Regions from separate parts of the Homo sapiens genome. Here region 1 is linked to region 2. A link is an interaction called in ENCODE POLR2A ChIA-PET data of the cell type or tissue named here. Cell type or tissue: CD4-positive, alpha-beta T cell. All regions are shown on one strand. Links, peaks and the distances in the headings refer to the core of each region. The heading gives the core; the rest is flanking DNA.

Region 1 (8,000 bases), core at 1-8,000, 260 kb after region 2:
AACACTTTCCCACTAATATCATGAGGCCGGTGTAACCCTAACACCAAAATATGACAGACATTCCAAAAATGAACAAAAGAAAATTCAGACCAATATGACATACAGATGCAAACATCTGTAGAAAAAGATTAGTAAATCGAATCCAATTAATACCCTTTTTTTCAAAAATTAGCCGGGCATGGTGGCATGTGCCTGTAATCCCAGCTACTCAGGAGGCTGAGGCAGGAGAATGGCTTAAACCCGGGAGGCGGTGGTTGCAGCGAGCTGAGATCACGCTATTGCACTCCAGCCTGGGCGACAAGAGTGAGACTCCATCTCAAAAAAACAACGTCAAACAAATACTCTTTACAAATAACTCTGTTTCTTTTTTTTTTTTTTTAGAGACAAGGCCTCACTCTCTCACCCAGGCTGGAGTGCAGTGGCATAATTATAGCTCATTGTAACCTTCAACTCTGGGGCTCAAGCAATCCTCCTACCTCAACTTCCAAAGAAGCTGGGATAGAACCATGCACCACTATGCCTGGCTAATTTTTAAATTTTCTGTAGAGACAGAGTCTTGCTGTGTTGCCCAAGCTGCCAACAATACATTAAAAAGATAACATATCAGGACCAAGTAGAGTTTATCCCCAGGAGGCAAGATTGGCTTAATACTGGGAACCAATGTAATTCATCAAATTAATAGACTAAAGGGGAAAGGCCATAATGAGAAATTTCAACAGATGCAGAAAAGCATTTGACAAATGCAATACCTATTCATGACAAAAATTCTCAGCAATCTAGGAATATTAGGAAACTTCCTCAATCTGACAAAGGACATCTACAAAAAAACCTAAAGCTAATGTCATATTTACAGTGAAACACTACTGAAAATTAAACACTGACCATAACAAATATCAGCAATTTGTGGAAAGAGTAGAATTCTCATAAACTGCTAATGTAAAAGTAAAATGGTATAAAGACATTGGAAAATAGTTTGGCAATTTCTTAAATATGCATCTATCACACGACCCAGCTATTCTAATCTTAGATATTTAACAAGGGAAATGAAAATACTGTCCACACAAAGACCTGGCTTTAGGCAACCATTGATTTGCTTTCTGTCACTATATGTTACATTGCATTTTGTAGAATTTTATGAGCATAAATGTTCATAGCAGCTTAATTTGTAATAGCCAGAAACTGGAAACAAACCAACTGCCCAACAAGAGATAAACAGATAGGTCAGGCAAGGTGGTTCACACCTGTAATCCCAGCATTCTGGGAGTCCGAGGCAAGAGGATTGCTTGAGCCCAGGGGTACAAGACCAGCCTGACAACATAGTGAGACCCCCATTTCTACAAAAAATTAGAAAATTAACTGGGCATGGTAGCATGCACCCGTATGGGAGAATCGCCTGAGCCCAGGAGGTAGAGGCTGCAGTGAGTTATGATATGCCTCTCCACTACATTCCAGCCTGAGCAACAAAGTGAGACTCTGTCTCAAAAAAAACAAACAAAAAAACAGATAAATAGATAAAATAATTGCAGCATGTCCATACATACTTATCAATAAAAAGCAATGAACTATTGATACACACAACATTGATAAATCTCAAAATCATGCTAAGTGAAAGAATGAAAGAATCCAGACTTTAAAAGTATGATTCCAAATAAAATTCTACAAAATGCAATGTAACATACAGTGACAGAAAGCAAATCAATGGTTGCCTAAAGCTGGGTGCTGTGGCTCGCACCTATAATCCCAACACTTTGGGAGGATGAGGCGGGCAGACTGCTTGAGCCCAGGAGTTTGAGACCAACCTGGGCAACATGGCAAAACCCCATTTCTACGAAAAATTAGCTAGGTGTGGTAGCATGTGCCTGCAGCTACTTGGGAGGCTGAAGGAGAAGAATCAAGTAACCTGGGAAGTCAAGGCTGCAATGAGCTGTGATCGCACTCCAGCCTGGGTGACAGAGTAAAACCCTGTCTCAAAAAAAAAAAAAAAAGAAAAAGAAAAAAGTTTGCCTAGAAGCAGGGGTGGAGGGAGAAATGAATTGCAAAGCGGAACAAGAAGACTTTTGATATTTATGGAAAGGTTCAGTATCTTGCTTATGGTGATAGTTCAGTGAGTATATCTATATGTCAAAACTTAACAAATTGTACACTTTAAAAATGAAGAGGTTGGCCAGGCGCAATGGCTCACGCCTGTAATCCCAGCACTTTGGGAGGCCAAGATGTGCGGATCACTAGAAGTCAGGAGTTCGAGACCAGCCTGGCCAACATGGTGAAACCCCGTCTCTACCAAAAATATAAAAAATTAGCCGGGTGTGGTGGCACATGACTGTAATCCCAGCTACTTGGGAGGCTGAGGCAAGAGAATCGCTTGAACCCGGGGGGCAGAGGTTGCAGTGAGCCGAGATGGTGCCACTGCACTCCAGCCTGGGTGACAGAGTGAGACTTAATCTCAAAAGAAAAAAAAAAAAAAAAGTAGAGCTTACTGATGTCAATTATACCTCAATAAAGCTATTTTTTAAACTCTCAATACTATTTCTTAAACAAAATTAATCAGCACCTTTTTATATATCTGATATTGTATTAGGGCAGAAAAAGAAGGTAATGAGACAGTACTGTTGGTAATGCAAACAAGTAAGCAAATAATTTCAATGCCGTATGATATGATAAGGATTATAACAAATATCTGTAACTAGAAGCTAAGGAAACATTTAAAAAGGGGTCTTAGGCCTAATAAAGGCAGTAACATTTCAACTGATTCTTGAGGGCTGTGTGGGAGTTTGTGAAAGGGAAATGACACTCTAACTCAATAAAACCACCCATACAAAGGCACAGCCAAAGAGAATTTGATCTCTTTGGGGAATAAAGAACATTCAATATGGCTGAAGAGGTTAGGTAAATATCACGCAGGGCTTTGTTGGCAATGAAGAGCCACTGAAAGTTTTACAAGCAGGAATGTAACATGATAAAGTTCATGGTTTAAAAAAACCCTGCATTTGGTATACTTACTCATTATCCTCTTCACCTTGTCTTGCCCTTTTTGCCAAATGTTCATCTTCTAATTCTGTTAAATTCTTAAGTTCCTTCTCACTACTAATTATGCTAAATACTGAAACAAAAAGAAAAACGCTATGAGCTAAAACAATCGTTTGTATAACTTTATTGATAATTTAGCTCTAACAATAAGACTCACCTTTTTCTACCTGAATCCTAAAAGCATTTCTTTTTCTTCGACCATAGTCTATACTGAAAAAAGAAAACAAGAAGTTTACCATAGTAGTCTCCACCAATATTTTTCCATTAAGTTCAATCTAAATGGATCAAATAAATTTTCATGAATATTTCATTGTTACAGTATAGACACTTGCCATAACCCTATTTTCAAACTTCTAAGTTTATATATTTACTATTGTGACCTTTCTCCATTTTCCCCCTTTTTTAAACTAACCTTTTTTGCTTCAAATATTTTTATTTTAAAATTTCAAAGTTACTAAAAATATGAAAGAAATAATGTAATCAACACTCGTATATTCTTTACCTATAGTATTCTCAAACTGCCACATTTACTTTACTTCTGTCTACATATAGAGATTTCTTTTGGAGGGGTAGAGCAAAACCATTTGAAAATAAGTTCTAGGCCAGGCACAGTGGCTCATGCCTGTAATCCCAGCACTTTGGGAGGCTGAGGTGGGAGAATCACTTGAGCCTAGGAGTTTGAGACCATCCCTGCCAACATAGGGAAACCCTATCCCTACAAAATATTAAAAATTAGCCAGGTATGGTAGTACGTGGCTGTAGTCCCAGCTACTTGGGAGGCTGAGGTGGGAGAACAGCTTGAGTCTGGGAGGTGAAGGCTGCAGTGAGCCGTGATTGCGCCAATGCACTCAGCTTGGCCAACAGAGCAAGATCTCATCTCAAAAAAAATAATAAATTAAAAAACTAAGAAGAAGAAACTAAGTTACAGACCCTTCGTCTCAAAAATTCTCAGCATGTATCTCTTTAAAAAAGAATATCTGCAGCCAGGTGCGGTGGCTCACTCCTGTAATTCCAGAACTTTGGGAGGCTGAGGTGGGAGGATCATGAGGTCAGGAGATTGAGACCAGCCTGGCTAACACGGTGAAACCTCGTCTCTTCTAAAAATAAAAAAAAAAAAAATTAGCCAGGCGTGGTGGTGGGCGCCTGTAGTCCCAGCTACTGGGGAGCCTGAGGCAACAGAATGGCGTGAACCCAGGAGGCAGAGCTTGCAGTGAGCCAAGATCGTGCCACTGCACTCCAGCCTGGGCGACAAAGCGGGACTCCGTCTCAAAAAAAAAAAAAAAAATCAGCTGGGTGTGGTGGTGCACACTTGTGGTCCCAGTTACTTGGGAGGCTGAGGCAGGAGAATCCCATGAACCCAGGAGGCGGAGGTTGCAGTGAGCCGAGATCACACCACTGCACTCCAGCCTGGGGACAGAGCAAGACTCCGTCTCAAAAAAAAAAAAAAAAAAAAAAAGGATATCTGCATAGCTACAATACAATTAGCACAAATAAGAAATTTAATATTGATAAATTATCTAATATACAGTCCATATTAAAATTTCTCAAATTATTCCCAAAAAATGGTCTTTATAGTTGTTTTTCTTTCTTTCTTTTTGTTTTTTTGAAACGGAGTCTCGCTCTGTGGCCCAGGCTGGAGTGCAGTGGTGCAATCTCGGCTCACTGCAGACTCCGCTTCCGGGGTTCACGCCATTCTCCTGCCTCAGCCTCCTGAGTAGCTGGGACTACAGGCGCCTGCCACCACACCCGGCTATTTTTTTGTATTTTTAGTAGAGACAGGATATAGTTGTTTTTCTTTGACCCAGAGTCTAGTCAAGGTTCATGCATTTACTTGGTTGTTGTGTCTCTTTGGACTCTTTTAACTTGTAATAATCTCTTCACCTTTGTGCATGTAACACTGACATTTTTGAAGGATCCAGGCCAGCTAATTTATAAAATGTCCCACAATCTGAATTTATGTCTCCTCATTATTAAATTCAAGTTAAACATTTTTAGCAAGACCATCTGCTAAAAATATAGGTGAAAGTTTGATGAGTACAGGATATTTGTATAATCTGAAAATATATTCTTATAAATTATTTATTAATTTCAAATTAATTTACAGTGGATCGATCAAAACTAACATTACCGAATAACACCCCACACAGATATTCTGTGCCTTTTGAAGTCAAATTGCTTCTTTGGTTTTCCTTCCAAAAACATATAACCTGATTCCAACCATGTGAAAACAGCAGAAAAATCCAAATTGAGGGATATTCTATATAGTAACTACCTGTAATCTTCAAAAATGTAAAGATCATGAAAAACAAAAAAAGGTTGAGGAACTGTTGCAGATTAAAGGAAACTAAAAAGCAAAACAAGCATAATTTAGGGGCTGGATTTCAGTTCTGGAAAAAAAATTCCGATAAAATAATAGCTATAAAGAACATTATTGAGACAGGCAAACTCTGAATATGAATGGTGGATTCGATAATATTACTGAATCAAGATTACATTTTCTGGTTTTAATAAATAAACTGTGGTTATATAATAAAAGCCTTTGTCCTTAGGGAATAGATAGTATGCATGGATAAAGGGACATTCTAGGTAGAGTATATGGGTGTTCTTTGTACTATTTTTTCCATTTTCCTCTTTATAAAAATCTGTGCCAGCGCAGTGGCTCACACTTGTAATCCCAGTACTTTGGGAGGCCAAGATGGGCGGATCATTTGCGGTCAGGAGTTCGAAACTAGCCTGGCCAACATGGTAAAACCCCATCTCTACTAAAAATACAAAAATCAGCCAGGCATGGTGGTGGGTGCCTGTAATCCCAGCTACTTGGGAGGCTGAGGCAGGAGTATCACTTGAGCCCAGGAGGTGGAGGTTGCAGTGGGCAGACATCACACCACCACACTCCAGCCTGGGTGACTGAGTGAGACTCCATCTCAAAAAAAAAAAAAACTTTATGTTTTTGAGACAGGGTCTCACTCAGTCAGGCTGAAGTGTAGTTGTGCAATCAGAGCTTGCCACAACCTCAACCTCCTGGTCTCATGCAATCCTCCCACCCCAGCATCCGAGTAGGTACGATGACAGACACGTGCCAGCACACCTAGTTAATTTTTTGATTTTTTTTGCAGAGATGGGGGTCTCACTATGTTGTCTAAGCTCGTCTGGGTCAGTTTTTCTTAAATGTGAAATTACTTCAAAACACAAAGTTTTAGATGAGGCAAATATTGTACTAAATCATGACCATTTAAAAAGGCAACTTGGGGCCTGGCACGGTGGCTCATGCCTGGAATCCTAGCACTTTAGGAGGCTGAGGCGAGAGGATCACTTGAGCTCAGGAGTTCAAGGCCAGCTGGGCAACATGGCAAAACCCCATCTCTACAAAAAATACAAAGAATCAGCGGGGCATGGTGGCATGTGCCTTAGTTCCAGCCATCTGGGGGCTGAGGCAGAAGGATGAGCCCAGGGGGCTGAAGCTGCAGTGAGCCGAGATTGAGCCACTGCACTCCAACCTGGATGATAGAGCGAGACTGTGTCTCCAAAAAATAAATAAATAATTAATTAAAAATTAAACAAAGAGAGAAAGAAAGACGTAAAAGCGATTCTTCACTCATGAGCCATACAAAACAAGGTGGTAGGCAGGAACTGGTTTGAGGGCCATAGTTTGCCAACACCTGGATAAGAGAAGATGGCAGATGGATGTAGGCAGAATGTTTAAAAGCTGAAACAGGCCAGGTGTAGTGGCTCATGCCTATAATCCTAACACTTTGGGATGCCAAGGCAGGAGGATCACTTGAGGTCAAGAGTTCAAGACCAGACTGGCCAACATGGCGAAACCACATCTCTACTAAAAATACAAAAATTATTTTTAGTAATAATTTTTAAATAAATTTTAAATAAATTTTTAGGGTGTGGTGGTGTACACCTGTAGTCCTGGCTACTTGGGAGGCTGAGGCAGGAGAGTCACTTGAACCCAGGAGGCGGAGGTTGCAGTGAGCCGAGATTGCCCCGCTGCACTCCACCCTGAGCAACAGAGTAAGATTCCACCTCAAAAAAAAAAAAAAAAACTGAAACAGTAGTCTAGACAAGAAATAATGAGGCTCTGGATTAGGCTAGTATAGTAATGGTAGGGAAAGGAGAGAACAGGCATCATGAAATATTTAAGAGACCACAGCAAGGCTTCTTGGTGACTTATTATAGACATGGCAGGGGGATTCAAGGCTAGGTAGAAGGAAGTGGACAACATACAGATTAACCTGGGTGACTGGCTGAGTAACAGTCATACCACCAACTAAGAAAAAAGGTTACCAACAAAACACAACTCACAGATTTCAATGGAGTGAGTGGCGGGGATAGAAACAATCTTAGTTTAGTCTTTATTTTTATTTTTTAAGAGACAGGGTCTTGCTCTGTCACCCACGCTTCAGTGCAGCGGTGCAATCGTAGCTCACTGCAGCCTTGAATTCCTGGCCTCAAGTGATCCTCCTGCTTCAACTTCCTGAGTAGCTAAGACAGACTACAGGTGCATGCCACGCTAATTTTTTTTTTTTTTTTTTTTGGTAGAGACAGAATCTTGCTATGTTGCCCAGTCTGGTCTCAAACTCCTAGCCTCAAGCAATCCTCCTGTGTCAGCCTCTCTAAGTGCTGAAATTACAGGTGTGAGCCACTGTGCCCTGGCCTTAGACCACTCATTAAATAAATTCTGATCAGGGGAAGGAAAAATACTACTGAGTGGTAGCCAAAGTGAGGTATACTATTGTTTTAAAAAGCTTTCTGTCTTAGTTTCTCTTCTTTTCTTCCTTCCTAATACAGATTTTGGTATTGATAAGTATAGTGCTACTGTGACAAATACCTTAAAATGTAGAAATGGTTTCAGAACTAGGTAGTAGAGGCCAGAGAGTTTTGAGGTGCATGTTAGAAGAAACCTAGATGGCTCTGAAGTGACTGCTGTTAGAAATATGGACACCGCAGGGCGTGGTGGCTCATGC
Region 2 (10,451 bases), core at 1,405-9,404:
GAATGCCAGACGTTTATAAAACCATCAGATCTCATGGTACTCACTCATTATCATGAGAATGGCATGGGGTGGAACCACCCCCATGATCTAATTACCTTCCAAGAGGTCACTCCCCCAACATGTGGGGATTACAATTTGGATTACAATTCAAGATGAGATTTGGGTGGGGACACAGAGCCAGACCATACCGTGGGTCTACCAGCTTTTTTCCCTCATTAGAGAGAAGGCATTGATTTGCCTCATAGGTTCTCCTAATTAATCCTGAGGTCCTGTACCCATCTGGTCCAATGGAGAGTTTGCCCTTCTATGTTCACAAATAATAGTAGTGGATGAGCCAGGCGCGGTGGCTCACGCTTGTAATCCCAGCACTTTGGGAGGCCGAGGCCAGTGGATCACCTGAGGTCAGGAGTTTGAGACCAGCCTGGACAACATGGTGAAACCCCGCCTCTACTAAAAATACAAAATTAGCCCTGTGTGGTGGCGCATGCCTGTAATCCCAGCTACTTGGGAGGCTGAGGCATGAGAATCGCTTGAACCCGGGAGGCAGAGTTTGCAGTGAGCTGAGGTCACACCATTGCACTCCAGACTGGGCAACAAGAGCATAGTATATCCACTACAAAATAGTAGTGGATAAGTATTAAATGCTTATATATGAAACACTGTACCTTCTTAATTTTTATTTTATTTTTTAAAATTTATTTTTGAGACAGTGTCTTACTCTATCGCCCAGGCTGGAGTGCAGTGGCATGAATGGCTCACTGGAGCCTCATCCTCCTGGGCTAAGCAATCCTCCCACCTCTGCCTCCTGAGTAGCTGGGACCACTCAGCTATGCACCACAGGTATGCGCCACCATGCCTGGCGCTAGTTTATTTATTTTTTGTAGAGACAGGTTTCCCCATGTTGCCCAGGCTGGTCTTGAACTCTTGTGCTCAAGTGATCCTCCCACTTTGGCCTCCCAAAGTGCTGGGATTACAGGTCTGCACTACCACACCCAGCCATGCTAACCTTTTAATAGCATTAAGGCATTTAATTCTCACAAGAATACTCTAAGCTATGTACTATTATTTACCCATTTTTACAAATGAAGAAACTGAGGCACAGAGAGGGCAATACATTTCATGACCTCACAAAATGACTTGGTGGATGAGCCAGGAATTGAAATCAGGTGAATCTGGCACCAGCGTCGATGCTCTTAACCATGCTACTACACGACATCTAGGCAGAAAGAGCCCTTGCTGGGGCAGCATTTTGTTGGGAGGAACGTTGATCTGGCATTCCTTCTCTTGGCACTAGGATTGAATACTGCCCTGAGTCTGGATATCTACCTAATCGTCACATGCCAGAGATGGCTACAAAGCCTTTAAGAATAGAAGTAGGGGTCAGGCGCGGTGGCTTATGCCTGTAATTCTAGCACTTTGGGAGGCCAAGGCGGGTGGATCACCTGAAGTCAGGAGTTCAAGCCCAGCTTGGAAAACATGGCAAAACCCCGTCTCTACTAAAAATACAAAAATTAGCCAGGCGTGTTGGTGGGTGCCTATAATCCCAGCTACACAGGAGGCTGAGGCAGGAGAATGGCTTGAACCTGGGAGGCACAGTTTGCAGTGAGCCAAGATAGCACCACTGTACTCCAGCTTGGGCAACAGAGTGAAACTCCATCTCAAAAAAAAAAAAAAAAAAAAAAAGGATAGAATAGAATAGAATAGAAGTAGGGCCTCTTTCCCTGCTCCCCTGGCCCCTTCTTCCCCCTTCCACCATCTGTATATGAGTCTCAGGGATTGTAAAGACAACCAAGATGATGATGGAACCCATACCATGGAGTGAGAAAGACACAAATTCGGCCATGATGAATTGTGATGTTAATGTGCCTCCATCCCCCGTTTCCCTCGCTACCTTGTCTGGTTCTGTGGGCCTCCTCCCTATTCCTCCTTTTTCCGTGCAGCTCCTCTGCAGGAGGTTCAATGCTCATTTCACATCAAGGCTCTCCCTTTCACTTTGCTCCACACCAACTGAAATCCAATATGGGTTCTTTATTTCCCTCACACCCACCATACAAAATGCCCACAGCCGGTTACATCTTCTGCCGCCTGTGGTCTGAGTGTTTCTTTCTAGGAGAGTTCTCTGGTAGTGACCTCTGTACTCAGCTATTCTGTCCCCTGCTCTGCCTTCATTGGGGCAACAGAGGAACTATTTTATATTCTGCTTCTTTGGGCAGCAAAAGTAAATTACACAAGGTGTGGGTGGAGGGGGGTCCAAGTTGAAAACAGATTTCTATGTCAGGCAGAAACATGGATGCCTGTGACACTCTGAGTAACGACATTCAAAACCCATTCTGGATGCAGAAACCTGTAAACAAAATGTAGGGAGTGTGTAGGGATGGGAGGGAGGAAAGAGCAGATCCTTTTAACTTTCCAGAGAGGGAAAAATTTGTAATGATCCGAAAATAATAGAACTGTTGGAAACACGTGAAATCCGCCTTATGGCAGGCTCATCATTCCTTGAAAGACAGCTCTGTTTGTTCTGCAATGATGTAGAAACCACTAATCATGTGCCACCATCAACTTGGACCCCCCTCCACCCACACCTTGTGTAATTTACTTTTGCTGCCCAAAGAAGCAGAATATAAAATAGTTCCTCTGTTGCCCCAATGCAGGCAGAGCAGGGGACAGAATAGCTGAGTACAGAGGTCACTACCAGAGAACTGTCCTGGAAAGAAACACTCAGACCAGAGGCAGCAGAAGATGTAACCGGCTGTGGGCATTGTGTATGGTGGGTGTGAGGGAAATAAAGAACCCATATTGGATTTCAGTTGAACTTTGAGTTGGTGTGGAGCAAAGTGAAAGGGAGAGCCTTGATATGAAGTGAGCATTGGCCCTCCTGCAGAGGAGCTGCACGGGAAAAGGAGGAATAGGGAGGAGGCCCACAGAACCAGACAAGGTAGTGAGGGAAACGGGGGATGGAGGCACATTAACTTACTGCCGTCCCATCTGGTAATCTTCATTTCCATTCACTGAGTCACGCTATGGCCATGCTATATCACTTTGAGTGCTAGCACAGCAGCAAGATGGGTAGATCTGAACTTCATGTGGTAGCAGGGGTGTGGCAGGTGCTTGGGTAATGACTGGTAGTAGGTAGCAGGACAGCACCTGCACTGAAGAGAACATTCTCCAGGGGTTAAAGGTGGAGTGTGTCCAGGTTCTTAACGTCCTGAGCAAAGAATTGGACAAAACGCACAAAGCAAGGAAGGAATGAAGGGATTTATTGAAAATGAATGTACACTCCACAGTGTGGGAGTGGGCCTGAGCATAGGGTTCAAAAGGCCCTGTTACAGAATTTTTGGGAGTTTAAATACTCCCTACAAAATTCCATTGGTAACTTTGGGTACACCCTATGTAAATGGAGAGGATGAAGTAAAGTTACAGTCATTTACAGCATACGCTCTATGGAGAGGATGTTTTCTGTTATAGCCGAAGTGTGAATCAGCCTTATGTTCCCTGCCTCCAGACCCTATTTTCCTGCCTCACAGGAAGGCAGAACAATGACTCAGATGATATACAAAGTCACAGTGAGTACCCAGTGACTAACATGATGTCTCGGGGTGTCCTGCGAGACAGGTGAAGCCCTACCTATAATACTCAGAAATCAGGGAGTTAGCATTGTGTAACAGTTAGCTGTATGCAGGCCACCAATCTCCAGGCCATGGCTCTTGGATAGACTGGCTTTTTGGAGTAGACGGTACTGGTGGGAAGAAAGTAAACTTTGAGATTTGAATAGAGAGGGTACTAGACAGACCTAAGCACATTAGCGATCACATCGAACCAGGCATCAGAACCAGCTCACAGGCTCCTCCAGTCTAGAAGCAAGAGTGAATTGGAGGCAGTCCTAGAATGTTGATTTACATGGTCAAATGCCTCTCTATGAGGTCAGGATTGGTCCTACAGATCAAAGCTCCAGGCCACACATGTTAAGGACCCTCAGCCCAGGGAGGTGGCTTTAATCTTGGTTCTCCAGTGTCAGGAAGAGATCCTTCAGTCATGGGGTAAGTATTTTCTGAGCACTTAGTACGTGGCAGGCGCTGGACTATAATGGAGAATAGTCCCTGCCCTCAAGGAGCTCCGAGAAACAAGACTCATTGGACCATCAGTCTGGATTCACTGAGGCAGGATTCTTTACAGCACTTCTGATGCAATTGTCACGGACTGGAGACCAGCCTCCATACAGGACCTGCAGGCATATTTTGTTACGCCCTGCACAGCGAAATACAAATCCAATAAAAGTAAATGCGCAAGTCTGAGGGGAACAGCTTGAAGATCTTATATACCACCCCACCACAGTGTTTCTAAAGGTTAGGCAATGTCACTGAAAATAGAGAAGAGGAAAGGTACATCCAGAAGGTGGAATAATAACCCTCCAAAGACATCCACATTCTAATCCCCGGGATCTGTGAAGACGTTACCTGATGGAGCGAAAGCGACTTTGCAGATGTGATTAAATTAAGGGCCTTAAAAAAAAAAAAAAAAAAAAAAGAGAGACAGAGAGATCACTTGGGTATTCGGCATATTCGATTCCCTCTAAAAGGTTCTGTATCATATTTATTCACTGAGCAAAGTCACCCTGTCAGTTTCAGAATTTGAGGTCAAAGTCATTTTGAGAAATAAAGGCAGATTGTCTTTTGGTTGTTCGATTTGTCTTGAAGGATATGGTATTTGTCAAAACAGCAGTTATTCTCAAAAAGAATTCTATTATGTACTCTTAGAGATCAGAAGCTTTTTACTAATACTTGTTTATTTTCATTAACTGGGGAAAATATGAGTATTGTTTATTTTTACTCCTTTCTATGCTGCAAGTTAATAAAAATAAATCCCTTCAAAGTTAGTGATCAATGCAATGAAACAATATATTTAAAAACATTTCAATTAAATTAACTAAATATAAAAAAAAAAAAAAATAAAAAAAAAAAATAAATAAATTAAGGGCCTTGAGGTGGGGAGATTATCCTGTATTATCTGGATGGGCCCAATCCAATCACACTGTTCTTTTCATCAGAGAACCTTTCTTGGCCGAGTTCGTAGTCAGAGGGAGATGTGACTACAGAAGAATGGTTGGACACGTGCAACACTGTGGGCTTTACAGAGGAAGGAAGGGGACATGAGCCAAGGAACTCTGGCAGCCTCTAGAAGCTAAAAAAGGCAAGGAAACAGATTCTCCCTTAAAGCTTCCAGAAAGGGACACAGCCCTGTAACACTTGGATTTTAGCCCAACTGGGTGTGTGTCCCGCTAGTGATCTCCAGAACTGTAAGATAAGTGTGTGTTGTTTTAAGCCATTAGGCTTGCTCGTGATTACTTGTTATAGCAGTGATAAGAAACTGATACACTGGCTTTTTTTTTTTCAAACAGATTCTCACTCTGTCACCCAAGCTGGGGTGCAGAGGCATGATCTCAGCTTACTGCAACCTCCAACACCCGGGTTCAAGCAATTCTCCTGCCTCAGCTTCACAAGTAGCTGGGACTACAGGCATGCACCATCACGCCTGACTAATTGTTGTATATTTAGTAGAGATGAGGTTTCACCATGTTAGCCAGGCTGGTCTTGACATCCTGACCTCAGGTGATCCACCCACCTCGGCCTCCCAAAGTGCTGGGATTACAGGCATGACCCACCACGGCCAGCTGGCATATTTTATGATGCTAAAAAGATTGGGTACTATCTATTCTCTAATACTTGCTAAATCTTCATCTATTGTAACAGGAAATAAATTGATAGTGGCCAAAAAGGATAAATTTTAAAATAACAGTTTAAGCATATTCTTTACATATAGAGGTAAATATCAAAAGAAATGCCCAAGAGAAGTGAAAGTGGTTGCCTCTGCCGAGTGAGACTAAAAGATGGGGCAGGAATCTGCTGTTTTGGTACTACTGATGCAATTTTTAAGAATCAGAATGCACTAAAACTTTGACTTAAGAAATGCTAAAACAATGTAATTAGACCAGTGTTTTCTTTCATATAAGCAGGTATTGTCTAGAGCTGTACTGTTCTACATAGTTAGCCACTAGCTCTATGTGGCTTTTACATTTCATGTTAAAATTAACTAAAATTGGCCGGGCATGGTGGCTCACACCTGTAATCCCAGCATTTTGGGAGGCCGAGGTGGGTAGATCACCTAAGGTCTGGAGCTCAAGACCAGCCTGGCCAAGATGGTGAAACCCTGTCTCTACTAAAAATACAAAAATTAGCCGGGCGTGGTGGCATATGCCTGTAGTCCCACCCAGCTACTCAGGAGGCTGAGGCAGGAGAATCTCTCGAACCTGGGAGGTGGTGGTTGCAATAAGCCGAGCCTGCACCACCGCACTCCAGCCAGGGTGACAGAGTGAGACTCTGTCTCAAAAAAAAAAAAAAAAAAAAAACTAAAATTAAATTAAATTAAAAGTTCAGTCCCTCATTCACACTAGCCACACTTTGTGTGCCAGACAGTGTATTGGATTCGTAGATTAAGAACTTTCCATGAGAACATTCTATTAGGCTATGCTGGTCAAGGTTCTTTTGTTCTCTGCCCTGCACACCCCTGAAGCCGTTTGGGTTTGTAACTATTGCCTAGCGGCAAGATAGGGCTACAGATGTGAGTGTATGGGAGCCTGCAGGCCAGTTAAAGGAGTTACATCTGCCAGTCAGGATTAATGGAAAGCAAGATTAGAAAAGGAACAGACCAGCTCACCAGTTATCTAGGACTGCATACCAAACCACCTCAAAACATATGTGTTGTACAATAACCATTGTATTTGACCCTCAGCTGGAACATCTAAGGATGGTCTCTCTGTGTGGCCTGGGCTTCTTCATCACATGGTGCCTGGGTCCAAGAAACAGGAAGTGGAAGCTGCCAGGTTCTGAAGACCTGGTCCTGGAGACTGGCACTGCTCACTTCCACTATATTTCATTAGCCAAATAAGCACAGAACCCAGATTCAAGGAGAGGTGACATAGACTCCACTTCTCAATGAGAAGAGTATCACAGAATTTGGGGGCCATGTTTTAAAACCACCAAAGCTCAGAACTCCTCTTCTTCCTTATCAATGTCTACTTTTCAAGGAAAGATTTTTTTTTTTTTTACAAAACCTTTATAAAGACAGTTTTTACAACTTGCATGCCTTTGCTATTCTATAACTATAAAGTACCCCACTACATGTCAAACGCTGTGTAGACTGTTACTCTTTCAAGCAATGACATAAAGGAAGAAATAGAGAAATGCAATATGAAGAGAGATTCTTTTTTCTTTTTCTTTTCTTTTTACATTTTTTTACATTTTTCCCTAAAAATTTCACTGAAGTGAGAAAGCTTTTTTAGATGGAAGAAAACATGAACATGTTTATAGACAGGAGAAAAAGGGTGTTGCCAATATAGAAAAAGATTCTAAGTGTTGGTAGAGAAGGAAGGAATTGGCTAAAGAGTAGCAGGGAAGGTGGAGCTGATTTCCAGATTAATTTTTTTTAAAAAGGCCAGATGCGGTGGCTCATTCCTGTAATCCCAGCACTTTGGGAGGCTGAGGTGTGTGAAATGCTTGAGCACAAGAGTTCAAGACCAGCCTGGGCAACATGGGGAAACCTGTCTCTACTAAAAATACAAAAATTAGCCAGGTATGGTAGTACGTGCCTGTAATCCCAGCTACTCAGGAGGCTGAGGCAGGAGAATCACTTGAACCCAGGAGGCGAAGGTGAGCCAAGATTGTGCTCACTCCAGCCTGGGTGACAGAGTGAGACTCCATCTCAAAAAATAAAATAAAATAATTTAAAAATTTAAAAAAGAGTACCAGGGAAGGAATTTACATCAGGCCACAGGTGGCTACTAATCCTTTGTCCCTTCCAGAAATTTTTACATTTTCCTTTTAACGAGTCTGTGTCTTTCTCCCTATGAACATTAAAAAGCACATTTGCACAGAACACTGTGCGGCCCACTTGGAATCCAATTCTAAAGGCGAAATAGCCTTCAATTCCATTATTTCTACCACTACCTCGCCCCACTTAGAAGAGGGTGTGCATGTCAGTGTTAAATGCTGCTCCTCCAACGGTTCTTCCAAGAAGCAAAGAAAACAGACTGCTGCAATGGGATCTCTGAGCAATTCTGATTTGCTGGGAATTGCAAAGGTTTTCTTTTACTCAGTGTTCTTGAGGTTTTGCTTCCATCTTCGAGAAATGATCCTTTTACCACTCCAAATTATTCACCTAGAGAGACACTTGCAAGTCCACAGAACACAAAAATGGCACTTATTAAACATTTAAATCACCTATAGGGTAATTATCAGATAAATACAGTATAAGGTTGCATTATTATCGTCTCTATGCCTGACATTTTCATAAAGCCATTTTATTCTGCAGTTTAAGAGAAATGATTACCAATAAAGCTTTTTTTTTTTTTTGAGACAAGAGTCTCACTCTGTCGCCCAGTCTGGAGTGCAGTGGCGTGATCTCAACTCACTGCAAGCTCTGCCTCCCGGGTTCACGCCATTCTCCTGCCTCAGCCTCCTGAGTAGATGGGACTACAGGCGCCCACCTCCACGCCCGGCTAATTTGTTGTTGTTGTTGTTGTATTTTTAGTAGAGACGGGGTTTCACCGTGTTAGCCAGGATGGTCTTGATCTCCTGACCTCGTGATCCGCCTGTCTCAGCCTCCAAAAGTGCTGGGATTACAGGCGTGAGCCACCACGCCCAGCCCAATAAAGCATTTTAATTGAATATTGTCAGTGATTGAGCTTTGGAAGGTTTTTAATTGGGTCATGTGATTTTCTAAAACTACTAAGTTCCTACTTTCTGATTTGAGAAATACATGTGACATTTATAAGTGTAACATCTAGTTACCAAGGGGGAACAAAATCCAAAAACCATAAGAAATCAGAGGGGCAAGGCTGTGACTCCTATCATGCATTCATGCTGCTCCTCTCAGGTGTCTCCTGCCGTCTCTCAGATTACAGCTGTCCACAGCTCACAGGTAATAAACTCAGGCTATTCCAGCTTTCTGACTTCATTTTCATTCAAATCTCAACAAATATTTACAAAGCACTTACTGTATAGTAACACTGCACATGAGGCCAGTCAAATATGAGGAAGACAGTGGTAAATGTGTAAGATGGAGCAAGAGCTGCAACTAAAGAATCAAAGAGGATATCTCTTCTAAATCCAGAGATATGAGAAAGAAAATAGAAAAACTCTTATTAGACGTAGGAGTCAGGGAGCTTACATGAGCAGAAATGCCCAACCCAAGGACAGAATAGAATAAAGAAACCAAGTTAAGACAGTAAATTCTGAGCCAAATCTTTTCTTTCTTTATCTTTCTCTCTCTCTCTTTTTTTTTTTTTTTTTTTTTTTTGTAGCTCCTGGTCTCTGGTTGAAGAGCCAAATCTTTTTGAAGAGTAGTCCTGCGGAGGACCCACTGGGCACCCGCTAGGGAAACAATGGGAGGGATGAAAACAGAGAAGGAAAAGAAAGCGGATCCAGGGTTCCCACCTCCCTGGGTGAACCCGACTATCAATGCCCACATTAGACAAAAGGAGACGAAAAGATGTTTTCCTGGGCTCCTGGTTTGTGTTATTTGAGGCCTTCCTTTTTCAAACAATCTAATCTAATGTATCAGGTATCTGATTCAAGAGGCACATTCATTGACTTTCATAGTTAATTTATGGACTTATGGCTGCTAATATTTGTTGGCTGTTACAAAACTTTATCCACAGCTCATAAAGATTTCTTAGTTGTGAGCAATAGCAATTTAAATCTTTTCTTAGGGCAGGTTTGTTTTTTAGTTTAGTTTTTGTAAGATTATTACAGTAATAGAACTTTGGCACTTTTACTAAGGGAAGGGAATCTTGAAGGATTTCATAACCAACTGTGTTTTCTAGTAAGCTCAGACACACAAAACCCTAGGAAAGAGGCTCAGAAAACATGAGATGTAAGGTGAGGTTTGGCATAGACTTTGAATGAGGAATGGCAAAGGCTGGCATCTTCATTCCAAAGTACCCACTGGCACACAGCATTTGCTAAGCAATTTACCAAGACAACAGGGGTAGCTTCCTTGGCTTTTTATTTATAAAAGCATGCTAGACACATCTTAGAACAGTGACTGGGAAGTCTGTCTGATATTATTGTTGTTACTGTTATTATTATTATTATCACTTTTTTGACAATCCTGAGATTTTTTGAACTCTGATAATGTGCCATGTAGAAGACAAACTAAGAGGCTGGGCACAGTGACTCACGCCTGTAATCCCAGAACTTTGGGAGGCTGAGGTCAGGAGTTCGAGACCAGCCTGGGCAGCATGGTGAGACTCCCATCTCTACTAAAAATACAAAAATTAGCCAGGTGCAGTGGCAGGCGTCTGTAATCCCAGCTACTCAAGAGGCTGAGGCAGGAGAATCGCTTGAAGCCAGGAGGCAGAGGCTGCAGTGAGCCAAGATTGTGCCACTGCACTGTAG

The links. Peaks named below come from ENCODE experiments on the same cell type or tissue, not always from the same donor. Only the 100,000 strongest peaks of a DNase experiment are listed, where the experiment ranks them.
Region 1: POLR2A ChIA-PET joins it to region 2 with 14 read pairs; 2 of 35 experiments call an interaction of 5 or more read pairs at or near these places.

The regions. Positions count from the first base shown.
Region 1 is chr1:224,314,694-224,322,693 of GRCh38, forward strand. It overlaps NVL (nuclear VCP like), which reads right to left. Exons shown (of 23, transcript NM_002533.4): 3 at 3,185-3,237; 4 at 3,001-3,100. Among named protein-coding and RNA genes, the nearest start is that of NVL, 11 kb to the right of the region's middle. In CD4-positive, alpha-beta T cell, for the core only: no CTCF peak of the experiment used is centred there; no DNase peak of the experiment used is centred there.
Region 2 is chr1:224,054,914-224,065,364 of GRCh38, forward strand. It overlaps LOC105373061 (a long non-coding RNA gene), which reads left to right and starts at 3,953. Exons shown (of 3, transcript XR_001737824.1): 1 at 3,953-4,037. In CD4-positive, alpha-beta T cell, for the core only: no CTCF peak of the experiment used is centred there; no DNase peak of the experiment used is centred there.